Linked DNA regions of Homo sapiens: region 2 is linked to region 1. A link is a loop called in an ENCODE intact Hi-C map of the cell type or tissue named here. Cell type or tissue: Calu3. All regions are shown on one strand. Each heading gives the region's core, and the rest is flanking DNA. Links, peaks and the distances in the headings are about the cores only.

Region 1 (5,377 bases), core at 298-5,297:
CAGAGGTGCCTGAAATTTCCCTGCTTGGCTATAATGCCCTAGGGTGCCCAATCAGTCTGTAAACACTTACTGAGCGCTTATTAGTGATCTATTGCTTCATAACAATTTACTCTAAAACTTAGTGGCTCACAACAATGATAATCAATTTTTATCTCTAATGATGTATGTGAGTCAGGAATTCCAAAGCAGCTTGGTTGGGTGTTTCTGGCTCAGACCTTCTCATGAAGTGGTGGTCAACATGTCAGCAGGGCTGCAGTCATGTGAAGGCTTGACTGGGGACAGAGATCCATGTTTTCAAGGTGGCTCACTCACATAGCCAGCAAGTTGGTGCTGGCTTTCAGCGGGAGCCTCAGTTCCTCTCCCTGTGCATCCCTCCACAGAGCTGCTTGAGTGTCTGTATTTGTTTTGAAATTGTTGCATAGAAAATTACCACAAACTTAGTAGGTTAAAACAGTACCCATTTATTATCTCACAGTTCTGTAGGTCAAAAGTCCAGGCAGGCTCAACTGGTCTCTCTGCTTCCAAGGCCAAAATCAAGGTGTCAGCTGGTCTTGGTTCTCACTGGGAGGCTCTAGGGAACATTCTGCTTCCAAACCCATTGAGGTTGTTGCCAGAATTGTTCCTTGCAGTTATATAGGATTGAGGTCTCCATTTTCTGGCAGGCTGTTAGCTGAGGGCTGCTCTTAGCTTCCAGAGGCCACACTCAGGCCCAGGGGCTCCCTCTATTGTTAAATCAGCAGCAATGCATCAGGTCCTTCTTGAGCTTTGAATCTCTCTGACTTCCTCTTCTGCCCCCAGCTGAAGAAAACTCTCAGCTTTTAAACGGCTCATAGGATTAGATTGGGCCCGCTCAATCTTCCCATTGTAACATCAACTGATTAGTAAACTTAATTACATCTGCAAAATCCCTCTTGCCATGCAACATAAGATAGTGATGGGAGGCCGGGCATGGTGGCTCACACCTGTAATCCCAGCACTTTGGGAGGCCGAGGTGGGCAGATCACTTGACGTCAGGAGTTCAAGACGAGCCTGGCCAATATGGCAAAACCCCATCTCCACTAAAAATTAAAAAAAAAAAAAATAGCTGGGCATGGTGGGATACACCTGTAGTCCCAGCTATTTGGGAGGCGGAGGCAGGAGAATCAATTGAACCTGGGAGGCTGAGGTTGCAGTGAGCCGAGATTGTGCCACAGCACTCCAGCCTGGGTGACAGAGAGAGAATCTGTCTGCAAAAAAAAAAAAAAAAAAAAAAGTGAAAAAGTGATTGGAACACACTGGAGTGCAAAGATTATAGGGGCCAGCAGAGTATAAGATTTCCAATTCTTCCACATGTTCACTAACATTTGGTAGTATCTTCTTTTCTCATTTTTGCTATCCTGGCTGGCCATTTAATACCATTAATTCAGCAAACACTTATTAAGTCTCCACAATTTTGTGCTGAGTGCCTAAAATCACGTAAACATGAATCAACTAGGTACTCAATAAATATTTGTTGGCTGATTTTCCAGATGTTGGAGACATAAAATTAATTAGACATGGACTCTGCTCTCAAGGATCTTAAAAGTAAATATGTAGTGAAAGACTGATGACCAGCACATAAATAATACAGTTAAAAAAGCAATAAGGGCCAAAAGGAGGGGAATTCAGAAGAAAGAAAAAAATCTTTTAATTTAGAAAGACTCAAATCAAGGGAAACATCCTTGAGTAAGTGGCATTTGAGTGGGTTTTGTAAGAAAAAAATTAGGATTTAGTTATGCAGAGGTGATGGAGAACAGGGGTAGTGGCTAATATTTCAAACAGATAGAAGAGCATGAGTGAGGCTGTGCACGGTGGCTCACAACTGTAATCCTAGCACTTTGGGAGGCTGAGGCGTATGGATTGCTTGAGCTCAGGAGTTTGAGACCAGCCTGGACAACACTGTGAAAATCCAACACAACAACAACAAAAAAAAACAAACACAAAAATTAGCCAGGCATGGTGGCTCGTGCCTGTAGTTCCAGCTACTTGGTAGACTGAGGCAGGAGGAGCCCTTGAGCCTGGAAGATCAAGGCTGCAATGAGCCAAGATTGCACCACTGCACTCCAGCCTGGGTGCAGAGTGAGACAGAAGGAAGAAGAAAGAAAAGAAAAGAAACCTCAGTGATAAAGATTCTCCAGTCTACAAACTGCACACTAGGAGCTTTCTGAACACTTTCAATGCCCAGAGGTATTTTGTTTGGTCTTTTCAATCTTTTTTTAAAAATTTAAATTTGAATGCATTTCATAGAGCATGCATTTTGTAATTCTAGTTTAGTCGATACAAGATCCTGTTGTCCTAAACCCCTCTTCAGCCTCTTCATAGATTTATGGTATCCACCTGGCATCTGAGGGATTTGTGTTTGAGAGCATGGAGTTCAATCCGTTTGTTTTACACATAAGAAAACTGAAGCTCCAAAAAAGCTAAATGACTCAAGGAAGTACTGAGAGTCAGTGGTGGAGTTTCTACCTGGATTCCAGCCTCTTGATGTCCTGTCTGAGCTTCTTTTGCAGAGGCTGATAGACCAAGGAGCTCAGTCACTCTTAGATAAACCCGCTTTGGCTATCAACAAATATGTATGTTTGTTTTTCCTTGAGAGAAGTTTTATAAAGGAAGATGGAAGGAGTTCAAGATTCCTAGGCAAAGAAGAGGACAGAGGCTGAAATGTGCTTCCTTTTTTTCATTTTGCTTGGACCTAAATGGCAGGAAATTTCTTAACTAAAATTAAAAAGCAACTAGAATATCTCTTCCCATCTCATGAATACGTTGCTTTCTAAAGTCAACCGAATCCAAGCAGCTGACTTTCAAAATGGGGCCGAAGGAGACTCTAAAGTGCCACCTGGTGGCCATCTTCAGCACAAGCGAAAAGGAAAAGGGATTGCAGTGAGATCTTTGATCCAGGTAGGGCTGATAGCGTAGAAAACTCCCCAGCGACAAAAGTGGTATTAAAAGTAACAAAAAAGGCCGGGCGCGGTGGCTCACGCCTGTAATCCTAACACTTTGGGAGGCCGAGGTGGGCGGATTGCCTGAGCTCAGGAGTTCGGGAACAGCCTGGACAACACGGTGAAACCCCGTCTCTAACAAAATACAAAAAATTAGCTGGGCGTGGCGGCGTGCGCCTGTAGTCCCAGCTACTCGGGAGGCTGAGGCAGGAGAATTGCTTGAACCTGGGAGGCGGAGGTTGCAGTGAGCCGAGATCGCGCCACTGCCCTCCAGCCTGGGCGACAGAGCGAGACACCGTCTCAAAAAAAAAGGAACAAAAAGGCTTTATTTGACCTGCGGCCAAACCAATGGAAACTTCAGTGGAGGTGGGTTAGAGTGAAGTTCAGGACTTTTAAAGCACTTGTGAGAATGTCTTCCCACAGGACTAAGGAAACAGGTGATACAGAAACAGATAAGGACATCCGGTGAAAGGAGTAAGGTAGGAAGAGATGAGGGTTCTAACCCTCCTACAGGCTTGGGAGTACTTAGCCTGGAGATATTTCTCCAAGCCTTCAAGTTGTCTGCAAGACAGTTCCATATATATGGTGTTTTTCAATATATTTTTACAAATACTATTTATGTTTTAAAATATTCATTGAACATGGAGAAACACCATCTCTACTGAAAATACAAAATTAGCTAGGCGTGGTGGTACATGCTTGTAATCCCAGCTACTCGGGAGGCTGAGGCAGGAGAATCGCTTGAACCCATGAGGCGGAGGTTGCGGTGAGCCGAAATCGCGCCATTGCACTCCAGCCTGGGCAACAAGAGCGAAACTCCGTCTCAAAAGAAAAAAAAATGCATTCAATTTATTACAGGTTTATAACATAACCACAATAAAAGAGGTGAGAAAAAAGAATTAAGTAACTTTGGACTGTTATTTAACTATGTACTCTAAACGCAAAGAGCACACAAATTTTACTGTATTTAATAAATTTGTTTTTCACAAGGCTGTAGGTTGGAAATTCTAAAACTGTTTTATGTGTAATCTAGTGTTGAACAAATAAGTAAATACATTGTGAATAATAACCACCGAATTTTTTACTGTCAGAGAAAGGAATTAAAAACAAGAAAGGGAAATAATAGAATGAACCCTGAGAGCTGGAATGGAACTGGAGGTATCAATATAAAATAATAGGTTTTTTTTGTTTTTTGTTTTTTGTTTTTTCTTTTTTCAGACAGAGTCTCTCTTTTGCCCAGGCTAGAGTGTAGTGGTGAGATCTCAGCTCACCACAACCTCCATCTCCCGAGTTCAAGCAATTCTCCTGCCTCAGCCTCCCAAGTAGCTGGGACTACAGGAGTGCGCCAACACGCCCGGCTAATTTTTGTATTTTTAGTAGAGACAGGGTTTCACTATGCTGGCCAGGCTGATCTCAAACTGCTGTCATCGTGATCCGCCCACCGCGGACTCCCAAAGTGCTGGGATTAAAGGCGTGAGCCACTGCACCCGGCAAAGTCATAGTTTTTAATAGAGAGACAGGGAAATAAGTAAAGACATGTTTAAGTGTACACATACGTATATTTCCTAGCCCTGATCACTGAGGGAGGAAACAATGACACCCCAGTAGCAGTAAGCATCTAGTGCCCAGATCTTTTTTTTTTTTTTTTTTTTGAGCCTGAGTCTTGCTCTGTCGCCCAGGCTGGAGTGCAGTGGCGTGATCTCGGCTCACTGCAAGCTCCGCCTCCCGGGTTCACGACATTCTCCTGCCTCAGCCTCTCCAGTAGCTGGGACTACAGGCACCCACCACCACGCCCGGCTAATGTGTGTGTGTGTGTGTGTGTGTGTGTGTGTGTGTGTGTGTGTGTGTGTTTAGTAGAGACGGGATTTCACTGCAGATCTTTCTTTCTAAATATTATTCTCCAGTAAAAAGGAACCCGGTCTACTTAAACAGATAGCTGATTATACGGCTGGGGCAGGGAAGAACAGAATGAACTTAGGACATCTTGTGGAGCTAGTAACTAAGGAAGTGCTCAAAAAATGATGGACACATGTTGAAATGACACAAGCCAACTTGGTAAGACTCCTAGATCTGGGACAATCTGAACAACAAAAATGTTTAAAAGATAATAATGTTCACTCACAGATTAAAAGCAATATTCATGAGCCCATACTTATTTAAATAAAAAATTGAATAAACAAATAAATGAGGAAGAAAGGAAAGTTCTTTCTTACTGTAATACTCCAATTAATAAATGCAGAAGGAGTGATGCAAATAGCAAGTCACCAATGGCAAAGATCACAGTAAAAATTGTTTTTCAAGAACGTATCAGTGGATGCTAAAATTCATGGATGAAATTATTACCAGAAACATGATATTTATTTAGTCTCTAAGTATTTTTCCATGAGATGCCTATTAATTACAGTGAGAAATGTCATAAC
Region 2 (5,377 bases), core at 220-5,219, 390 kb before region 1:
GCAAAAGTGACCTGCCCCTCTGTTTTCCATACTGCATTTGTTCTTATTTTGCTGCAAGAAGCTAGAGTCTTCTCTTACTTTTTCCAAAGTCCCAAACACTTCACTAAGGGAATCTCTAGTAAGAACCTATTTGAGGAGAACCTGTTCCACTGCCCCATTTCTGTGACTTTCTGGAACAGAGGGGAAAGAGGAATTGGCAACATCCCCTCATAGTCCCGTACCTCCACCAAGGTGAGACTCTGAAGCCAATTGACTTATTAAGGTTCATTCCCTGAGAAGTAAGAATAGAGAACCATTCAAAGCTAGTGTCAGTTTTGTTTGTTTGTTTGTTTGTTTTGAGATGGAGTCTCACTCTGTCACCCAGGCTGGAGTGCAGTGTCATGATCTCAGCTCACTGCAACCTCCACCTCCCAGGTTCAAACAATCCTCTTGCCTCAGCCTCCCAAGTAGCTGGGATTACAGGCATGCACCACTGCAGCCAGCTAATTTTTGTATTTTTAGTAGAGACGGGGTTTCACCATGTTGGCCAGGCTGGACTCGAACTCATGACCTCAGGTGATCCACCTGCCTTGGCCTCCCAAAGTGCTGGGATTCCAGGCACGCGCCACCAGGCCCAGCCTAGTGTCATCCTTTTGTGATGTTGCCAGGCCCTTCCACCGAAACAGAAAATAAAAGTCCCAAAGGCTTTTTAGTATTATAACAAGGACACCTGTTTAAAAACAGTCACAGGCCGGGCACGGTGGCTCCCGCCTGTAATCCCAGCACTTTGGGAGACTGAGGCGGGCAGATCACAAGGTCAGGAGATCGAGACTATCCTGGCCAACATGGTGAAACCCCGTCTCTACTAAAATACAAAAAATTAGCCAGGTGTGATGGCACATTAGCCAGGTGTGATGCACTACAGGCACAGCTGGCCTGTAGTCCCAGCTACTCGGGAAGCTGAGGCAGGGGAATCGCTTGAACCCGGGAGGCAGAGGTTGCAGTGAGCCGAGATAGCACCTCTGCACTCCAGCCTGGCAACAGAGCAAGACTCCGTCTCAAAAAAAAAACAAAAAACAAAAAAACAAAAAATAGTCACAGAGCCTTGCTAATGGGGAGAATATCCTTTCCCAGGTATGGATTTGGATCGTATAGTCTCTAGGAAATACCTAATGTTTGTCTCAGAGATGTGTTATTATTTAACAGGTCAACCAGTAAAGGAATCAGCTGTAACAATTCTACCTGTTGGGAAGATTGGAAATAAATTGGCTCCCAACATTCACAACCAGTCATAACACCCAAGCTCATCCTCTCTGCGGAATATGCGATGCAGACAGACTCCCTACCCATCTGGCAGAAGTCCAGAGTGACACAGAGATTGCAGGACTAAGGAAAGAGCCAAGGAGTGAGACTCCCTTCTCTGTAATGGACTGGGCTTTCCCTAATGGATCTTAGAACGGTGCCTTTAAAGTTGCACACCCATCAGCTGGTTCTAATCCTGGGCACAATGACAGATCACAGCACCAGAATTCATAATGGACCCAAAGAAAATAGCAATATTTGTTTTCTAAACTCAATAACGGGCTGGGTGGGGTAGCTCACCCCTGGAATCCTAGCACTTTGGGAGGCTGAGGCAGGTGGATCATTTGAGGTCAGGAGTTTGAGACCAGCCTGGCCAACATGATGAACCCATCTCTACTAAAAATACATAAATTAGCTGGGTGGTGCCGGCAAGCACCTGTAATCCCAACTACTAGGGAGGCTGAGACAGAAGAATCACTTGAACCCAGGAGGCAGATGTTGTGCTGAGCTGAGATCACGCCACTGCACTCCAGCCTGGGCGACAGAGCTAGACTGTCTCAAAAAATTCAAAAATAATAAAAAATAAACACAACAAAGGGCCAAAAAGAAAAATCAGGGCCCAATAAAACACTTCTGACTTTTCTGCATCACTTAGCACAGTCCTTTGAATATAATATATAGGCAATAAATATTTGCTATCAGTTTCAACTAAATAGCTTCCACTATCATTGAACATTAGTTTATCTGGTTTCATCCTTACAGCAGACTTCCTCAGTTAAAAGTCATGAAAAACTATTTAAAAATGTAAGCATCATTAAAATTTCACCCCATGGCATTCAACTCCCCGAGGTCAACAGTGGCAGTATTTTTCATCTGCTCAAGTACAAATCAGCTCTTAGATCATCAGATGGCTGCTGCAGGCCCGGGCTCTTCTTTTCCAAAATAGTTGTTGCACTGTGATTGGAATAAGCACAGTGGCTGCTGTTGGAAGGGGAGGGATGCAGGGAAAAGCTGTGAGGAGGCTTTGTGGGTTGGCAGATGCTACGATTTTCCTCTCGGTGCAGCAGTTGTGTTGAGCTATATGTTTTTGCATAGACACATTCCTTTGGCAAACAGACTGTTCTTTTTCATTTCTGCTTCCAACAGACTGGTGGCATCCTGTGCAGTAAGAGGGAGGCAGGAGGAGGTTCCTCCTCCTCCAGGAGGGCGAACCCAAGGCTGGCTACTCTCATCAGAGCCAGCCCTAGGGATGCAGGCCCCAGGGAAAGCCACAAGGGGTCGTTTCTGTGCAAGGGTGAAATCTGGTTTGAGAGACAAAATACCATTGTTAGTGGATGGGCAAGAAGGAAGCTGGAGATGGCGACTGGCGTTGTGAAAAGGAGAAATTACTTGTAAATTGACTGAGCCATCTCAGCAACACACAACTCCTGGGTCTTTTTCAACAGGTGAAAATTAACTGCTCTCTTGCAACCTTGTGACCAGATTGAAATGAAAATAAGCCCCGAGTCAAATATGTACAAAAAGTTATTAAACAAGCACTTCTTTGCAAACTGGCAAAGAACAATACATATAACCAGTTCTTTCTTTCTTTCTTTGTTTTTTGTTTTTGTTTCTGTTCTGGTTTTGAGACCGAGTCTCACTCTATTGCCCAGGCTGGAGTTCAGCGGCACAATCTGGGCTCACTGCAACCTCTGCCTCCTGAGTTCAAGCAATTCTCCTGCCTCATCCTTCCGAGTAGCTGGGATTACAGGTGCGCGCCACCACGACTGGCTAATTTTTGTGTTTTTAGTAGAGACAGGGTTTCACCATGTTGGCCAGGCTGGTCTCGAACTCCTGGCTTCAGGCGATCCACCCGCCTTGGCCTGCCAAAGTGCTGGGATTACAGGTGTGAGCCACCACGCCTGGCCCTTTTTTTTTTTTCTTTTTGAGACAGGGCAGGCAGAGATAATAACAGGGTCATAGCCAAGAACTGTGGGAATCACCACTATTTGGTCACCCAGTTGGTGTTGCTGACACATAGTCTCCCAAGGAGACTGGCAGTGGGAAAGTCTCCCTTCCTGGTGTGAGCCAGCCCCCAGGGAAAGAATGTTTTCTGTAAATACTGTTCTCACACATCCCCACTCCCAAAACACACACACACACACACACACACACACACACACACACACACCACTCCGTCGACACTACCTGAACACCTTCACCTGCACTATGATGAAGAGCAGTGACCTCAATCCTCAGTCCCCCACTGAGATGATGGTTTCCACCCATGTGGACCCAGGAGCAGGCAGAAAGGTGGGAAGGTAATGCCAGTCAGCCAGGGATTTGGACTTTGCTGCATGATGCTGAATCTTTCACCTTTTATTCTTTCGTGTGGTATAAACTTAGAAAGAAGGTTGGTTTGTTTTTTCATGAACTAGTCAGACAATTGACAATGTGATGTATCATTTAGATTTCCCAATACTCAACTGCCCCCCAGCAGAAGGTCATTGTGTCTACTCCAGGCTTTTTGAAACAATTTTTGTATTGAAGGCATCAGAAGCACCTGAAACTTGAGATGTTAAAATCACTGTCTGTAGGCAGTCCTTAAGGTATTGTGGTGATTTGTACTGTGTCAGCTCAGCTCAGCTGGAACTACGTTTCCAGGAATCTCCTCTCTATATGGTCCTGGATTACGGTCGGCCTCTAAGGAAATGTGCAGGCAATGTGGAAGCTGAAAGGGGCACAGCAGGAATTACCTAGGAGGGCTGGGTGAGACTTCGGGTGACGCCCCACTTGGCAGGTCATTGCTCATGGGGATGGGAGGGTCATCTCTTCAGCACGGGACTGTCTCAGGACAGGATCATGTTTGTAGTTCCTCCAAGTCCTGCTGGATCTCCCACTTCAAGTTCTACAAGTCCTCCGCCAGGCCTGTCTGCAGTTTTATGGCAAAGAGCACCAGCCTCTACCCATGTCATTGGGATTAGTGGCAGTGGGAGGTAGATGTGGATTCTATGTTGTCCCTAAGAGTAGCCTCCAAGGCCGGGCATGGTGGCTCATGCCTGTAATCCCAGCATTTTGGGAGGCCAAGGCGGGTAGATCACCTGCGGTCAGGAGTTCGAGACCAGCCTGACCAACATGGCGAAACCCCGTCTCTACTAAATACAAAAAATTAGCCAGGAGTGGCAGCACATGCCTGTAATCCCAGCTACTTGAGAGGCTGAGGCAGGAGAATTGTTTGAACCTGGGAGGCAGAGGTTGCAGTGAGCCAAGACCGCACCGTTGCACTCCAGCCTGGGCAAAAAGAGAGAAACTCTGTCTCAAAAAAAAAAAAAAAAATTATATCATGAGTGAACTGAAGTTTTTATCATAGAAAAATCAGATTCAGATTCAAAAGTTTTCCTTCTTTTTTTTTTTTTTTTTTTTGATATGGAGTCTCGCAGTGTTACCCAGCCTATAGTGCAGTGGCTATTCACAAGCATGATCATAGCTCACTCCAGCCTCAAACTCCTGTGCTCAAGCAATCCCCTTGGCTCAGCCTCCCAAGTAGCTGGGAACATAGGCACATGTCACCATGTCTGGTTCAAGAGCTATCTTGAATCTACAAAGAGCTTGAATATGTGCTGGGCTGTCGTGTAGAAAGCAGGTTTAAAAGAGTTTTCAATTCCTCCAATGCATAGGTTTTAGATCTAAAGGGACAAAAACTGTAACCCCATACAAAGATTTCTGGGCCAGGCACAGTGGCTCGTGCCTGTAATCCCAGCACTTTGGGAGGCCAAGGCAGGAGGATCACTTGAGGCCAGGAGTTTGAGACCAGCCTGGGCAACATACTGAAACCCTGTCTCTAGTCACAAAAAAAAAAAAAAAAATAAGATTTCTGTCTGAAATAGCTGCCTTGATAAGTGTTGCATTCCCCAGAACTACAGTTGCTCTGGCAAATGGGGAATGACCTTTGGCAGGGTTGTTGTCAGCAAGTTCAGTCCTGGGCTGGATGCTTGCAAATTAAAATTCTAGTCGGCTTTGTTCTATTACTTACTGTGAATATTATCAAAGATGTACTGATCCTCTCGAGAGCATCATGGTGGGTTAAAAAGAGGAAAAAGGGGGTACAAAGAAGTAG

Evidence for each region. Peaks named below come from ENCODE experiments on the same cell type or tissue, not always from the same donor. Only the 100,000 strongest peaks of a DNase experiment are listed, where the experiment ranks them.
Region 2: a loop joins it to region 1, with 6 times the contacts of the local background. A loop is called at or near these places in 20 of 110 quality-filtered maps.

Annotation. Positions count from the first base shown.
Region 1 is chr11:123,020,451-123,025,827 of GRCh38, forward strand. No RefSeq gene overlaps it. Among named protein-coding and RNA genes, the nearest start is that of SNORD14E, 35 kb to the right of the region's middle. In Calu3, for the core only: a CTCF peak has its summit at 2,884 (motif pointing left); DNase peaks (open chromatin) are centred at 711 and 2,871.
Region 2 is chr11:122,626,593-122,631,969 of GRCh38, forward strand. No RefSeq gene overlaps it. Among named protein-coding and RNA genes, the nearest start is that of UBASH3B, 26 kb to the right of the region's middle. RefSeq lists a silencer at 2,389-2,683. In Calu3, for the core only: a CTCF peak has its summit at 2,557; a DNase peak (open chromatin) is centred at 2,539.